Regions from separate parts of the Homo sapiens genome. Here region 1 is linked to region 2. Evidence: chromatin contacts called from ENCODE Hi-C or POLR2A ChIA-PET data. All regions are on one chromosome and are shown on one strand. Each heading gives the region's core, a stretch centred on a gene start or an enhancer-like site at or near the end of the contact. The rest is flanking DNA. Distances are from core to core; before and after follow the strand shown. Region 1 holds the start of SLC1A5 (solute carrier family 1 member 5). Region 2 holds the start of OPA3 (outer mitochondrial membrane lipid metabolism regulator OPA3).

What was found. A loop is a pair of places that touch in the nucleus more often than their neighbours do. ChIA-PET counts read pairs that join two places held with the same protein, here RNA polymerase II (POLR2A). Pooled maps may share reads with other maps.
Region 1: a loop to region 2 is called in a pooled map, with 8 times the contacts of the local background. The contact joins the promoter of SLC1A5 here to the promoter of OPA3 in region 2. A Hi-C loop is called at or near these places in 4 of 50 pooled maps. POLR2A ChIA-PET finds 5 or more read pairs at or near these places in 2 of 52 experiments (CD4-positive, alpha-beta T cell and OCI-LY7).

Annotation. Positions count from the first base shown.
Region 1 is chr19:46,786,769-46,790,423 of GRCh38, forward strand. It overlaps SLC1A5 (solute carrier family 1 member 5), which reads right to left and starts at 1,826. Exons shown (of 8, transcript NM_005628.3): 1 at 632-1,826. The coding sequence starts at 1,197. RefSeq lists silencers at 904-953, 964-1,013, 1,984-2,143 and enhancers at 1,494-2,095, 1,744-2,038.
Region 2 is chr19:45,582,836-45,587,045 of GRCh38, forward strand. It overlaps OPA3 (outer mitochondrial membrane lipid metabolism regulator OPA3), which reads right to left and starts at 1,967. Exons shown (of 2, transcript NM_025136.4): 1 at 1,788-1,967. The coding sequence starts at 1,929. RefSeq lists enhancers at 1-75, 76-1,011, 1,847-2,026.

The sequences.
Region 1 (3,655 bases), core at 576-3,075, 1.2 Mb after region 2:
TGCTAGGGGGTGGCCCAGACAGAGGAGGAAACGGGAGGGAAAGGCAGGGGTGGCAGGGCTGATCTAAAAGATAAAGGGGAAGCGGCCAGACCCCAGCTGAAATGGGCGGGAAGCGGAGGCCAAAAACAGAGCCTGGTTATGTCCGAGTGACACGTGGTGTGGGGGTGCCCCAGGGCTGGGAAGAGGGCCTGGTGGGAGTTACTCAGATCTCAGATCCTCCAGGGGCTCCTTACCCAAACTCTCCAACCCTGGCCCCAAATTATATCTAGAAGCCCCATCTTGGGGCCCTTGACCACGCAAAGATTCCCCCCGCAAAAGTTCCTCCTGGGGTCCCCTCCCCTCAGTGTCTTTCTCCCCTAGGCAGACCCTCCTATGTCTCCCCAAATCACTTTCTTCTCCCTCTATAAGACCCCACTTATGTACCCAGGCCCCCAGATTTAGAAACCCCTTCCCCAGGAGACTAGACTCACACTCCCGAGGGCTGGAGCCTCCCCTCAATATCCTGTCGAGTTTTCCTAAGACTCTAGAGGGAAGTCTCTGCTCCAGGGGCCCCAAAGCCCCGTCCTGTCCACGTGACCACTCCCGCCATCCGTAACACTCTTCCCCACCTCCCGGGGGAGCGGGAGCTGACCTCGCAAGATCCAGGAACGAATCGAGCACCTCCTTGCTGGGGGCATTTTCGGCACTGCCCGCGGCTCCCACGGAGGCGTTGATGGCGGCGGAGGCGGCGCCCGGCTGCAGAGCCAGCGCCAAGCCCACTCCGAGCGCCGACGCCAGCAGCGTGGTGACCAGGAAAAAGAGCAGCGCCCAGGCGCCCAGACGGCCGAGCGCGCCGGGGTCCAGGCTGGCGGCGCCGCCGATCAAGCTGCACACCACCAGCGGCAAGATGATCATCCGCAGCAGACGCAGCAGCAGCTCGCCCGGGAAGACGAAGGCGCTCAAGCGCTCCGGGCCCAACGCCAGCGCACCCCCGGCCCCCGACACCCCCAGTCCCAGCGCCACGCCGGCCACCACGGCCACCACTGTCAGCAGCACAAGCAGGTTGGCTCGAAGGCAGCGGCGCACCTGGTCCCGGGAACCGCAGTAGCCGCCTGCTGCCGCGCCTTGGTCCTCGATGGAGGCCAGCGCCAGGCCCCCGTTGGCGGTGGGCTCCGCCGCTGCGAGCCCCTTGGAGTCTCGAGGAGGATCGGCCACCATGATGGGAAGCACCGGGGTTTCTTAGCGCCTGGAAGCTGGCTGGGAGCGCTTGGGCTCCTTCCCAGGACCCGACGTTCCTAGGACTGAGTTGAGTAACAGCACCTGGAGACTGGAACTTTGGAGGGCTCCTTAGAGTTGTGAGTTCACAGCACTGAAGTTCCTTGGCTCTTGGAAGCTGGAGTGTTTAAATTCCCCAGGCTGGGCGCTGAGGCTTCTCTGCTCTGCCCCGTGTGCCAGATGTCCGAAAGCTGGGAGTTCGGAGCGCCCGGGTTCCTTGGCCCTAGGAGCTGGGAATACGAGAGTTTCTCTGGGTGGGACGTGGGGCCCTTGGCTCCAGGAGGTTGAGTGCCCCCAGATGGCGGAGGTCTGCAGGAGGCTAGGTTCTGGTGGCGCAGATCCCGGACGCCTGGATCCGGGAGGCGGGGACCCGGGCTGCCTGGGTCTTGGACACTGAGGGCTGGGATGCCAGAATCTGGGGGCCGGGAAGCGGACCTCCGGAAACAGGGGACCCAGGCTCTTAGGTCCGGGAGGGTGGGATGCGGGCCCCTGTGTACGGAAGGCGGTGGTCTGGTGTCCGGGAGTAGCGGTTACCAGCCAGAGAAAGCCTCCCGGGCGTGCCGCGTGGCTCTGAGCCCGTTTAGCGGAAGCTGCCAGGGATAAGGGTAGGGGGCGGGGCTTGAGAAGGCGGGGACCGACCCTCGGGCGCCGATTGGCTGCAGAGCGTTCGGAGACTGGACGAGTAGGGGCGGGGCTGATACCCGAGATGGGCCAGGTCCCCCATAGAAGGCAGATTAATAATACCCATCTCCAGGAGCCGGGCCCAGAGACGACGGGGCGGGGCCAGGAAGGGGCGGGGCCTTGGGAGGGTGCTGTTTCCCGCCAAAGGAACTGGGTTGTGGGTTGGAGCCCTTAAACCACAGGGGTTCGTTCCCTGGTGCGAGGGTCGCTAGAAAGCTCCGGTGGTCCTCGGTGATTCATTTGCAACTCAACTCAGCTTTGGAACTCCTCAGCCCTGAGTTTGGTCTTTAGTCGCCTCTGAGAACTTTAATTCCTCGAATATAAAGTGCAGGTGTTAAAAGCTTTTGTCTCATATGATTGCTGTAAGATTTAAATAAAATTGATGTATTTATTTAGGGAGCCGTGGCTCAAGCCTGTAATCCCACCACTTTGGGAGGTGAAGCGGGCGGATCACTTGAGGTCAGGAGGTCGAGACCAGCCTGGCCAACATGGTGAAACCCGTCTCTACTAAAAATACAAAAATTACCTGGTGTGGTGGCACGTGCCTGTAATCCCAGCTACTGGAAGCCTGAGGCAGGAGAATCGCTTGAACCCCAGAGGCAGAGGAAGTCATTCACCTTGAGGCCACACCTAGAGAGGATGACACGTGCATGCCCACCTCCCAAGCCCCTAACCGCACCCACTCTGCTGCCTCCCCAAATTCTCTGTTAGTGGCCGTTTGGGAGGTTAACAATGAATTATGATTCCTTACTCCACCTGACAGTGTTGAAATCCTCATTCCTTTCCCATCTCTAGCCTGTTCTGTGACATTTCAGGCTTTCATGCTTGCTCAAAGATTGTAGTGGTAATGTCAGAAGCTTCCTCCTACAGCAGCTGTGAGGCCTCAGGTAATTTACAACCTCTATGAGGCTCAGTCTTCATATGTGTAAATGGGAATAATAATAAGTCATACCGCCTTGAGTGTTGCAAGGGTTCAAATGAGATAATACGGCCGGGCGCAGTGGCTCACGCCTGTTATCCCACCACTTTGGGAGTTGATGCGGGCAGATCACTTGAGGTCAGGAGTTCCAGACGAGCCTGGCCAACATGGCAAAACCCTGTCTCTGCTGAAAATGCAAAAATTAGCTGGGTGTGGTGGCACATGCCTGTAATCCCAGCTACTCAGGAGGCTGAGGCAGAAGAATTGCTTGAATCCAGGAGGCAGAGGTTGCGAAGAGCCGAGATCTCACCACTGCACTCCAGCCTGGGTGACAGAGTGAGACTCCACCTCAAAAAAAAAAAAGTTATTTATTTGTGCTTTAAAATTTTTTGTTCTTTCTCTCTTCTTTTGTTTCTAACAAAAATGCCCTTCAGAAGAAAGTCAAATACTACTGCTGCGATTGCTGTTATTGTTATTATTACTGAAGAACAAGCTGGATTCAGTGGCATGCACCTGTAGTCCCAGGTATTTGGGAGGCTAAAGCAGGAGGATCCCTTGAGGCCAGGAGTTCAAGGCTGCAGTGAGCTATGATCGTGCCCACATTTAGCCACTAGACTCCATCCGGGGCAACATAGTGAGACCTTATCTTTAAAAACATGAAAATAGGCCAGGCATGGTGGCTCATGTCTGTAATCTCAGCACTTTGGGAGGCCAGAGTGGGCAGATCATGAGGTCAGGAGATCGAGACCATCCTGGCCAATATGGTGAAACTCTGTCTCTACTAAAAATACAAAAATTAGT
Region 2 (4,210 bases), core at 717-3,216:
TCTAATCTTGTGGCTAATGTTAGTCCTACAAAGGCAATCCAGTCGCCAGACAAGAAGGAGGTCTGCTTTGGGAAAGGGCTGTTACCATGTTTGTTTAAACTATAAACTACAAACTAAATCTCTCCCAAAGTTAGTTCAGCCTTTGCCCAGGAATGAACAAGGATAGCTTGGAGGTTAGAAGCAAGATGGAGTAAGTTAACTTAGATCTCTTTCGCTGTGTCAGTCATAATTTTGCAAAGGCGGTTTCAGTGGTTCTCTGACCCAGCCAATGATGCTAAATTCCCTTATTTTATGTCCCACGTAGCACAACACAGATCACCTTTTTTTTTTTTGGAGACGGAGTCTTGCTCCGTCACCCAGGCTGGAGTACAGTGTTACGATCTCGGCTCACTGCAAGCTCCGCCTTCCGGGTTCACGCCATTCTCCTGCCTCAGCCTCCTGAGTAGCTGGGACCACAGGCGCCCAGCCACCACGCCCGGCTAATTTTTTTGTATTTTTAGTAGAGATGGGGTTTCACCGTGTTAGCCAGGATGGTCTCCATCTTCTGACCTCGTGATCTGCCCACCTCGGCCTCCCAAAGTGCTGGGATTACAGGCGTGAGCCACCGCGCCCGGCAAGATCACCTTTTTAAAGTAGTTTATATTTTGGGTGTTTACTAAGCCCTTTATTTCTATTTATTATTTTTTGAGACAGTCTTGCTGTGTCGCCCAGGCTGGAGTGCAATGGCACAATCTAGGCTCACTGCAGCCTCCACCTACCAGGTTCAAGCGATTCCCCTGCCTCAGCCTCCCAAGTAGCTGGGATTACAGGTGTGCGCCACCACACCCAGCTAATTTTTGTATTTTTAGTACAGACCGGGTTTCACTATGTTGGCCAGGCTGGTCTCGAACTCCTGGCCTCATGTGATCCGCCCGCCTCGGCCTCCCAAAGTGCTGGTATTACAGGTGTGAGCCACCGCGCCGGACCTTACTATGCCCTTTAGATCTGAGCTCGGGCGGCCCCCTCTAGGCAGCCCTGCTGGCCTCAGGTCCCTGGGTCAGCCAGTTCCTCTGAGCTCCGGGGCTCCCACTTTCCCGACCACTCTGGGTTGACAGTGATGGATCAGGAGTATATCTCCCAGTGCTGAGCAAAAAGGCCGCATAGTCTGTCAACCGAATGAAAGGACGGCGTATGAGCGCATTAATGAGTACACAGATGAATGTCCTCTCTGGCTCAAAGTCCTTTTCCGGATTCCCAGGCCATGTCTCCAGAACCCAGACTTCACCCCCGAACCATGCCCCTAATCCAGACTTATTGACTACAGTAAAACTGAGGCACGTCGACGTCCTAAACGGAGGATATACAAGCACCTCCTAGATCAGTGGGGAAACTGAGGCACACGGTGCCGCTTTTGAAATGAAGTTGCCCAAGGACAGCCGGGCAAAGGACCCCGTCCGGTTTCTCCTCAGCCCCTCCCCTAGCTCCTCTATCCTGGAAAGCCCCGTCCAAATTTCTCCCATCTCTCACACTATTGGTTTAACAGGGCATCAGTCTCCAAGCGCTCTCTTCCTTTATCGGCTGGCATTTCCTACTCGCGTGGTGGCTCCTTGACCCGCCCCTTACGCCCCGCCCCGCCCTCACTACTGGGCCACCCGTACGCCCCTCTATCAGAAACCCCCCACTATTGGCCACTGGACTTTGCCGGTTCGGGCTGTGATTGGTCGTAGACAGAAGTCCATCCCCTAAGCAACCACCTGACAGGGGTTGGAGAAAGGAAAAAGGTTGGAGGGAATTCGGGTCAGACTCACGTTGAGCCGGCGGGAGGCAGATATAGGTCTTGAAGAACTCGCTTCGGCGGGCGGCCTCCTTAATACGGTTGGCAAGCGGCTTGCTGACCTGCCGGATGCCCAAGTATAGCAGCTTCGCCATAGGGAACGCGCCCACCACCATCTTGGCGGTCTCACAGGGCACGCGCAACCTTGCTGACTGGGCGGGGCGCCTCAACCTCTTCACTCCTCCCCCGCCCTCTCGTGGCCATGCGTGCGTCAGTACGTATGTACGTACGCTCGAGGGAAACTTCAGAGGCGCATCCTGACGTCACCCCGTCGACGCTGGCGTAGCGACGTCCGTTCGCTGAATATGCAAATATACACGGAAGTGAGGCGGGTCAGGGGGCGGTGCCGTTAAACGGATGCTGGAAGGCGTGTGGATTCCCACGCCCGCCTTGGCCAACGTCACTGTACTCCTTCGTGATGTCACGTTCCGAGTTGGCGTCCCCACCCAAAGGAGGCTCTTAATTAGTCCTAATTAGTCCTATGAGCCCCAAATACACCTTCCTCTGCAAGCTAGGGCTCTCATTGGGATTAAGAGGAAGCCGCGCGGTCATACAGACTTTGGCTGGGATCCCAGCTCTGCCATTTCCTCGCTGTGTAATATTAGATGAGTGGCATAACCTCTCTGGACTTCAGTATTACCGTCTACCAAATGGGAATCCTAATAGCAGTTGCCTCTTTGGGTTGTTGTGAGGCTTCTATGCTAATCTTGAGTGTAAAACAGTGGACCATGGGAAGTGGTTAGAATGGTGCCATTCATATAGTTAAGCGCTCAGTAAATAGCCCTTCTTACTATACAGGTCATGATTGCATTATTAATGCTAAATCCAGCCTGAGGGTGCATTTCACCCCCAGAAGCAGCGAATCCAACCCTTTCCCAAGTAACTGACAAGGAAACTGAGGCCCAGAGCAGGGCAGGGGGTGGCACAAGGTTCCTGCAGAGGTTGATAGCCTGGCATCTTGGCCAATAAAACCATACCCGTTCTCAAGCAACCCAACTTCCTTCATTAGGAGGTAGGTTCCCCAGGGAGCTAGTTCAGAAATAAATTTAAGGACATGTCCCAGACTGTCCTTTCTTACCCAGCAGGGAGTAAAATCATATAAACAATGTCAGGAAGGGGTTGAGAGAAATTCCTGGATGATGGAGTGCTGATGGGTAATTGAGAGATTCTCGGAGGCAGAGGGACAGAAGAAAACAGGAACAGAGGACTGGCCGCCATGGCTCACGCCTGTAATCCCAGCACTTTGGGAGGCTGAGGAGGGTGGATCACCTGAGGTCAGGAGTTTGAGACCAACCTGGCTAACATCGTGAAATCCCATCTCCACTAAAAAAAAAAAAAAATTTAGCCGGGCATGGTGGCGGGCACCTGTAATCCCAGGTACTCTGGAGGCTGAGGCAGGAGAATCGCTTGAACCTGGGAGGTAGAGGTTGCAGTGAGCCGAGATCACGCCGCTGCACTCCAGTCTTGGCGACAGAGCGAGACTCCGTCTCAAAAAAAAAAAAAAAAAAAAAAGGAAAACAGGAACAGAGGAGTGGTGTGTAGGAGGAAACATACATTCAGGACACAGAATCAGGGGGCTCTGGACTTCTTTGGTATCCAGTCTGACTCTCTGAGTGTCCTTTGTCAAGCTCCTGGCACTGAGGGACCTGCGTTTCCTCATCTTTACTGATGGTGCTGGTGTGTGTGTGAACCCTGATATTCTGAATTACTAAGAATGCCAGGATTCCATAAAAACAACCTTTTCCAGGGTCCCTTCCACACGGAAGGTATGCAGAAACTTGGGACTACCTAAGGTCCATCATCCATTTGGGACCAGCCCCCTTCCCATTTTACAGATCGTTTGAGCCTGGGAGGTTGAAGCTGTGGTGAGCCATGAGCTCCACTGCACTCCAGCCTAGGCAACACAACAAGACCCTGTCTCAAAAAACATAAAATTTCTGTCCCCAGGCCGGGCGCAGTGGCTCACGCCTGTAATCCCAGCACTTTGGGAGGCACAGGTAGGCGGATCATGTGAGGTCAGGAGTTCGAGACAAGCCTGGCCAACACGATGAAACCCCATCTCTACTAAAAATACAAAAAATTCGCTGGGCGTGGTGGCGCACACCTGTAATCCCAGCTACTCCAGAGGCTGAGACAGGAGAATCACTTGATCTCGGGAGGCGGAGGTTGTAGTGAGCCGAGATCGTGCCAATGCACTCCAGCCTGGGTGACAGAGCGAGGCTCTGTTTCAAAACAAAACAAAAAAAATTGGCCGGGCGTGGTGGCTGACGCCCAGCACTTTGGTAGGCTGAGGTGGGCAGATCATGAGGTCAGGAGATCGAGACCATCCTGGCTAACACGGTGAAACCCCGTCTCTACTAAAAAAATACAAAAAATTAACCGGGCGTGGTGGCGGGC